2 separate regions of the Homo sapiens genome follow, and region 1 is linked to region 2. A link is an interaction called in ENCODE POLR2A ChIA-PET data of the cell type or tissue named here. Cell type or tissue: MCF 10A. All regions are shown on one strand. Region 1 holds the start of LOC124905994 (a long non-coding RNA gene). Region 2 overlaps MAP4K3-DT (MAP4K3 divergent transcript).

Region 1 (4,000 bases), 250 kb after region 2:
ACAATCAATTTGCAATATAGCAGCTACAGTATCCTAAAACATATGTTAGGTGACATCACCTATTCAAAACTCTTTCAGTGGTTTTGAGTAAAAGCTAAAGCCCTTAAAATAGTCTTCAAGGCCCCATCTCATCTAATATACCACCTCTACCTGCCACCCATTACCTTGTTAACCTAATCTCTCATCCTTTATCCGCAGTATCCACTATATGCCAGGAGTATCTCTCTCCTCCTTCAAGTTGTGGTAATCAAAAATGTCTGCAGACATTGCCATATGTCTTCTGAGGACCAAAAATTGCCGCTGGCTGAGACCCCTGCTTTAACCCAAGGAATAAGGACTACAGAAATCTTGCTTTTTCTTTGAGTTGTCAAGTTCTACCAAAAGCAGATAGCCCGCCTCATAGGGCTCGTATTCCTCAGGTTTTTGGTGTTTCCCAGAGCATCAGGTAAGCACAGGCATTATGAACTGCTTCACCATCACATGCCATACACTTTCTATAACACTAGCTGTATTCTCACTGCCTTTAACCCAAGTAGGCCAGATACCGAGTAACGAATTCACATTACTGGGGGCCTCTTGCTTGAAACCCCTCAGAGTATCAGTCTCCATTATCAGAGTCCCAGCTGTTAACAACACAACCACATTTACTTAGTTTTAGCAAAAATGAAATGTATTCAAGATTAGTAGGTGGCTCTTAGAATTTCCTAGGAAGGCCAGAGAGAGAAGCTTAGCGGTGGCTACGTAGCCAAGAGCAGTGCTGAAACCTCAGGAGAGGAATGTTCTGGTGAAGATCGCTTTGTGTTGCCACTGGGCACAAATGCCATAGCTTGCACATGGGTGGACCTGATACCAGGGGCCCAGGTTTCCACACCCTGGCTGGAAAACAGATTTTATGACTTCTGCTTTGGGGAGCTGATTCACAGGGTGGAAAATTACCCAAACATAGCAAAGTTGTTCAAATACCACTAAAGCTGCCAATAAGTTGAACAATTGTATCACACTATTGAAAAACATTAAACCAGAGCATATATTCTCCTCAAACTTACTGTTTCTTTTTCTCAGGTAGTGAACATAAGCAACAAACTGACTTTCTATATAAATAAGGGCGAGGTGACAGTGTATGAATGCTTTTAGAAAAAAAGCAAATTTCATTTTCCATCATGTTTTGAAGGATACTGGCTTAATTCAGTTATTATTCTCACTGTTGGTTTACATAATAAACATATAAAATGTATTGCAAATACAAATTATTTTCATTCCAATGGAGAAGAAAATTACAGGCTCAAAAATCAAGTTTAATATCAAAAGAAGTTACACATAAAGGTTTTTACATTTCCGAAAATCTGATAGTTAAAATATCCCGTCTGGTGTTGATTGTGATACACTTAAGTGAACCCCTGAAAACCTTTATTTTGAAATTGAAGTTTTTGCTCAGAAACTGGGCAGAACTTTTCACATTCTGACAGAAGATAAAACTTAAGTCTAAAAAATATTCGATAACTTTTTTCTCAAAAACATTAAGTACTTTAGAATATAAAGCAGAAACTCTTACCAAGCATGTGTACCCATCAGCCACACCTCCTGTCTTTGGGGGAATTTGGTTACTTGGAGCTCTGTGGGTGCTATATGAATCCTAGAGACAGCAAACTTCTGCTGTACAGCTAACTTACAAGGGCCTGAACCCGGCTGATGGCAGCAAGCCTGCTACAGTCCAGAAGAGTGCGACTTCTTATATTTACATATGAACGCATCTGTCTTTCCAAGGCTAACTTTGTAGCATTCCACTGGTACCAAGGAGCCAAATGGTGACATTCTGTCTAAGAATTTGTGGTTACTGGCTTCGAATGAAGTTGACGCTGTCTTGAATGCACCAGTTTTTTCTTCAGGATTCAAGCACTTTTTAATTCCAGGTTCATCTGTGTGACTGTCCTTGGAATTGAAAGGGATGTTGCTCTCTTTACAATCTGTAAGGCGCCTGTGGTGATCTTCACTAAGCAACAATACAATGGTTCCGCCAACATGAAGCACTCTGTGACAAAAAAAAAATGGTAATTGCTATCTTTCTCCTTTCTAGACAACAAACAATCCCACTTCATTTAAAATGGTTCATGTTTTTAATTTGAAATTTAATTTTATCCATTTAAATATAAGGATTTTTGATAATTAGGTAGTATCTTCTATAATGTATATTCATTATAGTAATTATGAAATCCCTAGTACAAATCTGCTTTAATTATCTATTTTTACTCAAAAGGCAAGCCTCAAAGTAATTTGTAGTCACGGTCTAATAAATGATTGTATAAAGGAAAAGGCAAATGACAGAATCCTAAAGACTGCATGTATTAAAAGCAGTAGCCTGACAGCAGAAGAAAGTTAACAGGAAAGAGTTAGGACACGAACAAAGAAATGGCGAAGGAAAAATCAGAAAAAGAAGGGCAGATCTTGAAATGTCAGCTTCTTGAGGAGAATGCATTTACTCAATTATCAAAGTCTATGTAGCACTTATGTGGAAAAAGTCATGAAAACACTTGCCTGTGTCCCGTGACATAGCCCTGTAAGTTGCCAAGAGATCACTGAACATCTCTTTGGGAGAGAGAGGCGAGTAAAGGGTGTGAAAATGCTATAATCAAGGCAAGCATGAGGGGCTTGGGAACATGAGGTGGGTCCCAAACCCGAGCATGGGACAGAGGAGAGAATTTCCCAGAGGAAGATACCTGTGCTATGAGTTAAAAGACAAGTGGGAATGAGCCAGGCAAAGCGACGGCAAGCGGCTGCAGCAAGGGAGGGTGCTGGAAGCAGAAAAAGCAGCAAAGACGGGAGGAAGTGGAGAGGAGGCAGCTCTGAAAGCAGCTCAGTGGGTGGGTGAGTCACAGCGGGTGGGAAGTGGAGGGAGGAGGGGAGTAAGGAGTTCAGCTTGGAACGTGCTGATGTACCTAAGGAACACATAAGTGCGGATTCCACCAGAGAGCTGGATACACAGCCTGGAGTAATGGAAAAGACCAGGCCTTGAGGTAAAGATACAGTAAATGGTAGCTAAAGCCATAATGGTGGATGGGATCACCTGGGGTGGCAGTACAGGTTGAGAAGAGAAAATGGGACAGGGAGCAGAGATTTCACATTTAAAAAGTGACGGAGGAGAAGACCCATGAAGTAGACATCCTCAGAGAAAATCTGGACAACAGTTATGTCAAGGAAGCCAAAGAAGTACAGTTTCAAGAAAGAAACAGTTTCAACAGTGTCAAATGCTATAGGGCCGGCATGGTGGCTCACACCTGTAATCCCAACATTTTGGGAGGCTCAGGTGGGAGGATCGCTTGAGCACAGGAGTTTGAGACCAGCCTGGGCAACATGGCAAAACATGTCTCTACCAAAAAAATACAAAAATCAGCCAGGTGTGGTGGCGTGTGCCTGTAATCCCAGGTACTTGGGAGGCTGGGATGGGAGGACTGCTTGAGCCCAGGGGGCAGAGGTTGCAGTGAGCTGAGATTGCACCACTGCACTCTAGTCTGGGCAACAGAGAGAGACCCTGTCTTTAAAATAAAATTATTTTTTACACACATACATATGTAAAAATATATATATAATATATATTATATATTTACATATAAATACATAATTTATATACATATAAATTATATGTATATATACACATATATACATATATAAATTATATATATATGTAAAATAACAAATGCTATAGGACTAACAGGTGATCAGGATTATGAGAAATCAGTGAACCCAGGGACAGCAATCCTAGCTGAAGGCAGGAGCAGATGCTCGTCTGCCAGGGTAGAGTGGGGCTGGAAACTGAGGAAGCAGAGGTGTCAAGTGTAGGCCATTATTTCAAGAAGTTCAGCTGTACAGGAAAAGAAACAGTGGCAGCTAAAGGACCAAGAGTTAAGGGGAATCTGCCTCATGCCCAGCAAAAATCTAAGAAGCTTAGGTAGCTTTCCCTAGTCTAATCCATCAGCAAAGCTAGACAATTCTGTCTCTAAATTGT
Region 2 (4,000 bases):
TAGGAGACCTGGCTCCTTCTTCCCCCAATCCCCTTTGCCTGTTTTTGATGCTTTGGTTCTGCTCTTTGCTGGGTGAAGGAAGACAGCAGTGTTGGCTGCTTTAGTTTTGGGCTTCCCTACTATGGCACCATTTGGGGCAGCAGCCTAGATGGTGCTGTACTTGGTGGGGGACAACCCCTCACCCCCAAGCATTTTGCTGCTTCTCTCTGGCTGACGTGTTTCCCTTTTAATGTGTACTATAAAAGAAAAGAAGAGGAAGAAAGAGAGAGGAAGGGAGATGAGGGAGAGTGGGAAGGAGAAAAAATATTAATTTTTGTTCTTATGTGAAATTAACGTCTTACTTGCTTTGTGTCTCCTCTTACCCAAGTTGGCTGCAGTGATGCCCTCTCTGACACAGTAGGTCAGAGACCCTGAGGTTCGTTCGTTCTTTCTTTCTTTCTTTCTTTCTTTCTCTCTCTCTCTTTCTCTCTTTCTCTCTCTCTCTCTCTTTCTCTCTCTCTCTCTCTTTCTCGCTTTCTCTCTTTCTCTCTTTCTCTCTTTCTCTCTCTCTCTCTCTCTCTTTCTTTCTTTCTTTCTTTGATGGAGTCTCACTTTGTTGCCCAGGCTGGAGTGCAGTGGCACAGTCTCAGCTCACTGCAACCTCCGCCTACCGGGTTCAAGTGATTCTCCTGCCTCCGCCTCCTGAGTAGCTGAGATTACAGGCACACACCACCACGCCCAGCTAATTTTTGTATTTTTAGTAGAGATGGGGTTTCACCATGTTGGCCAGGTTGGTCTCGAACTCCTGACCTCAAGTGATCCACCTGCCTCGGCCTCCCAAAGTGCTGGGATTACAGGAGTAAGCCACCATGCCCGGCCCTTCATCCTATTTTGATGTCAGAGACCACGTATGGATATAGTGCTGGATGCTTTATTTACCAACTTGAGCCTTTAATTTTGCCTCTGAAATGAATTATTTATTAGCAAATACATTAACATAACATTTTTCATTTGGAGGCATGCTAAACTGTTGACCTTTTTCGTAAAGATTCTAAGGGGGCTTGAAAAGGAAAAACCTAGAAATTTATAAATACTGAATAGAGTGTCCATCCTTCTTCACTTTGTTTCCTAGTAGCGCTTTCATCCTGTCACAAATTGGTTCAGCAGCAGAGGAGTTAATATGCACAAGCACTTTTCTTTGTCATAGGACGACATTCCATTTGAGTCCTTTAAGGATGTGCTGGAAAGGGAGTGGGGAAGTTACACCGCAAATATTATCTTCCCCAGATGCAAACAAGTTTCTTTACTAGTAGAACTGGAAAATATGTGCCACTTGCTAATTTTTTACTTCTAAACTTTTGTTAGGCTGTTAAATTTGGTGAATAATACCATGAATTATTATTATAAAGATTAGCACATCTATTTACAATAGAATATTTCAAACAGACAGAAAAGCATACAAAATAATATGACAAAAAATCATCTATCTACAATCCAGCCCTAAGTGCTAGATAGTATTTCATGTAATAAAATTTTGCCATATTTGCTTCAGATCTCCCTTTTTCCCTCCCTCCCCCTTTTGCCCTCTTCCTCCCTCCCTTTTTTCCCCTTTCCTCTGTTTCTTCCAAGTTAAAACCTTTTTTTCCTCAACAAGCCACCAGAAGTGCTGACAAAGTTAAAATCATATAGATGTAGTTAAAACCCCTGAAACCAATCTATCTCATTCCTCTCTTGTGATCTGCAGGGTGACAACTACCCTGAATTTAGAGTTTTAATTCCTCTGTGTATTTTTATATTATTTAAAATTTTTTTTAATAAGAGCTGGAGTCTTCCTGTGTTGCCCAGGGTGAAGGGCAGTGCCTATTCACAGGTGCAATCCACTATGATCAGCACAGGAGTTTTGACCTGCTCTGCTTCCCACACAGGTGGGTTCACCTTTCCTTAGGCAACCAGGTAGCCCTCTGCTCCTGGGAGGTCACTATATGATGCCCAGAACTAGTGGGCTCAAGCAATCCTCCCGCCTCAGCCTCCCAAGTAGCTGGGTCTATAGGCACACACCACCACACCCAGCTATTTTTTATATTTATACTATATATGTATCCATAAGACATAAAGTTGATTTGCAAGTTTTTCATCATTAAATGATATATTATGCGCTTTCTTCTTAATCTCTCACTCAACATGTATTAATACTCATCTTTTTTTTTTTTTTCTAAACAGTCTCACTCTGTTCACCAGGCTGGAGTGCAATGGTGTGATCATGACTCACTGAAGCCTTGACCTCCTGGGCTGAAGCAATCTTCCTGCCTCAGCCCTGCAAGTAGCTGGGCCTACGGGCACACGCCGCCATGCCTAGCTAATTTTTGTATTTTTTGTAGAAACAGGGTTTCACATGTTGCCCAGACTAGTCATGACCTCCTTAGCTCAAGTGAGCCACCTGTCTCAGCCTCCCAAAGTGCTGGGATTTCAGGTGTGAGCCACCATGGTTGGCCCCTAATACACATCTTTTTTTTTTTTTTCTTTTTTTTTTGAGATGGATTCTCACTCTGTCTCTCAGGCTGGAGTGCAGTGGCACGATCTTGGCTCACTGCAGCCTCTGCCTCCCAGGTTGAAGCGATTCTCCTGCCTCAGCCTCCCGAGTAGCTGGATTACAGGCGCTTGCCACCACGCTCTGCTAATTTTTGTATTTTTAGTAAAGATGGGTTTTGCCATGTTGGCCAGGCTGGTCTTGAACTTCTGGTCTCAAGTGATCCGCCCTCCTCAGCCTCCCAAAGTGCTGGGATTACAGGTGTGAGCCACTGCGTCAGGCCAATACACATCTTCTAGTTTATTTAAAGTGCTAGATAGTATTTCATTGTATAAAAAGACCACAGTTTATTCATTCTTTTGTTGATAGATCTTTAAATTGTTTCCATTATTTTTCCCTTACAAACAATGCATGATAAATGTTTTTGTATGTGTCTCCTTGTGAGAGTTATATATCTAGGTGTGACATCACTGGGTTCTATCACAAGTCTTTGGAAGTAATTTTTATGTGGATAGTGCAACAATATGACTAGTTACTTAAAAGAAAAAAATTAAGTCAAGATAAGTGGCGGAAGACACAGAAATTCAGAAATAGGATGTAAAATAGTAATGGAATAGTAGGTAAATTAGATACATAATCCTATGCCTTTTTTTTTCTTTTTGAGACGGAGTCTCGCACTGTCGCCAAGGCTGGAGTGCAGTGGCGCCATCTCGGCTCACTGCAAGCTCTGCCTCCGGGGTTCACACCATTCTCCTGCCTCAGCCTCCCGAATAGCTGGGACTGTAGGCGCCCGCCACATGCCCGGCTAATTTTTTGTATTTTTACTAGAGGCAGGGTTTCACGGTGTTAGCCAGGATGGTTTCAATGTCCTGACCTTGTCATCCGTCCGCCTCAGCCTCGCAAAATGCTGGTATTACAGGCATGAGCCACTCCGCCTGGCGACAATCCTATGCTTTTTTAAAAAGGTAGTTCATCTTTTGGCTGGGCATGGTGGCTCATGTCTGTAATCCCAGCACTTTGGGAGGCTGAGGCAGGAGGATCACTTGAGGTCAAGAGTTTGAGACCAGCCTGACCAACATGGTGAAACCCTGTCTCTACTAAAGGTACAAAAATTAGCTGGGTGTGGTGGTGCACACCTGTAATCCCAGCCACTTGGGAGACTGAGGCAGGAGAATCACGTGAACATGGGAGGCGGAGGTTGCGGTGAGCTGAGATCACGCCATTGTACGCCAGCTTGGGCAACAGAGCAAGACTCCAGCTCAAAAAAAAAAAAAAAAGGGAAACATTAATGAAAAGGTAATTCATCTTTTGAAAAAAAAAGTAGAGTGAACATACTGAACATCACAGATTTTCATCTACATTTAAGATGCTAGCTTTAGGCTGGGCGAGGTGGCTCATGCCTGTAATCCCAGCACTTTGGGAGGCCAAGGTGGGTGGATCACCTGAGATCAGGAATTCGAGACCAGCTTGACCAATATGGTAAAACCCTATCTC

Evidence for each region. Peaks named below come from ENCODE experiments on the same cell type or tissue, not always from the same donor. Only the 100,000 strongest peaks of a DNase experiment are listed, where the experiment ranks them.
Region 1: POLR2A ChIA-PET joins it to region 2 with 5 read pairs; 4 of 35 experiments call an interaction of 5 or more read pairs at or near these places.

Annotation. Positions count from the first base shown.
Region 1 is chr2:39,735,031-39,739,030 of GRCh38, forward strand. It overlaps THUMPD2 (THUMP domain 2 tRNA and snRNA guanosine methyltransferase), which reads right to left. Exons shown (of 10, transcript NM_025264.5): 10 at 1,031-2,029. The coding sequence ends at 1,705. LOC124905994 (a long non-coding RNA gene) reads left to right here and starts at 1,965. Exons shown (of 3, transcript XR_007086294.1): 1 at 1,965-2,048. It also overlaps a transcript of TMEM178A not described here. In MCF 10A, no CTCF peak of the experiment used is centred here; no DNase peak of the experiment used is centred here.
Region 2 is chr2:39,486,394-39,490,393 of GRCh38, forward strand. The region is part of intron 3 of MAP4K3-DT (MAP4K3 divergent transcript); the gene reads left to right. Among named protein-coding and RNA genes, the nearest start is that of MAP4K3-DT, 51 kb to the left of the region's middle. In MCF 10A, no CTCF peak of the experiment used is centred here; a DNase peak (open chromatin) is centred at 2,248.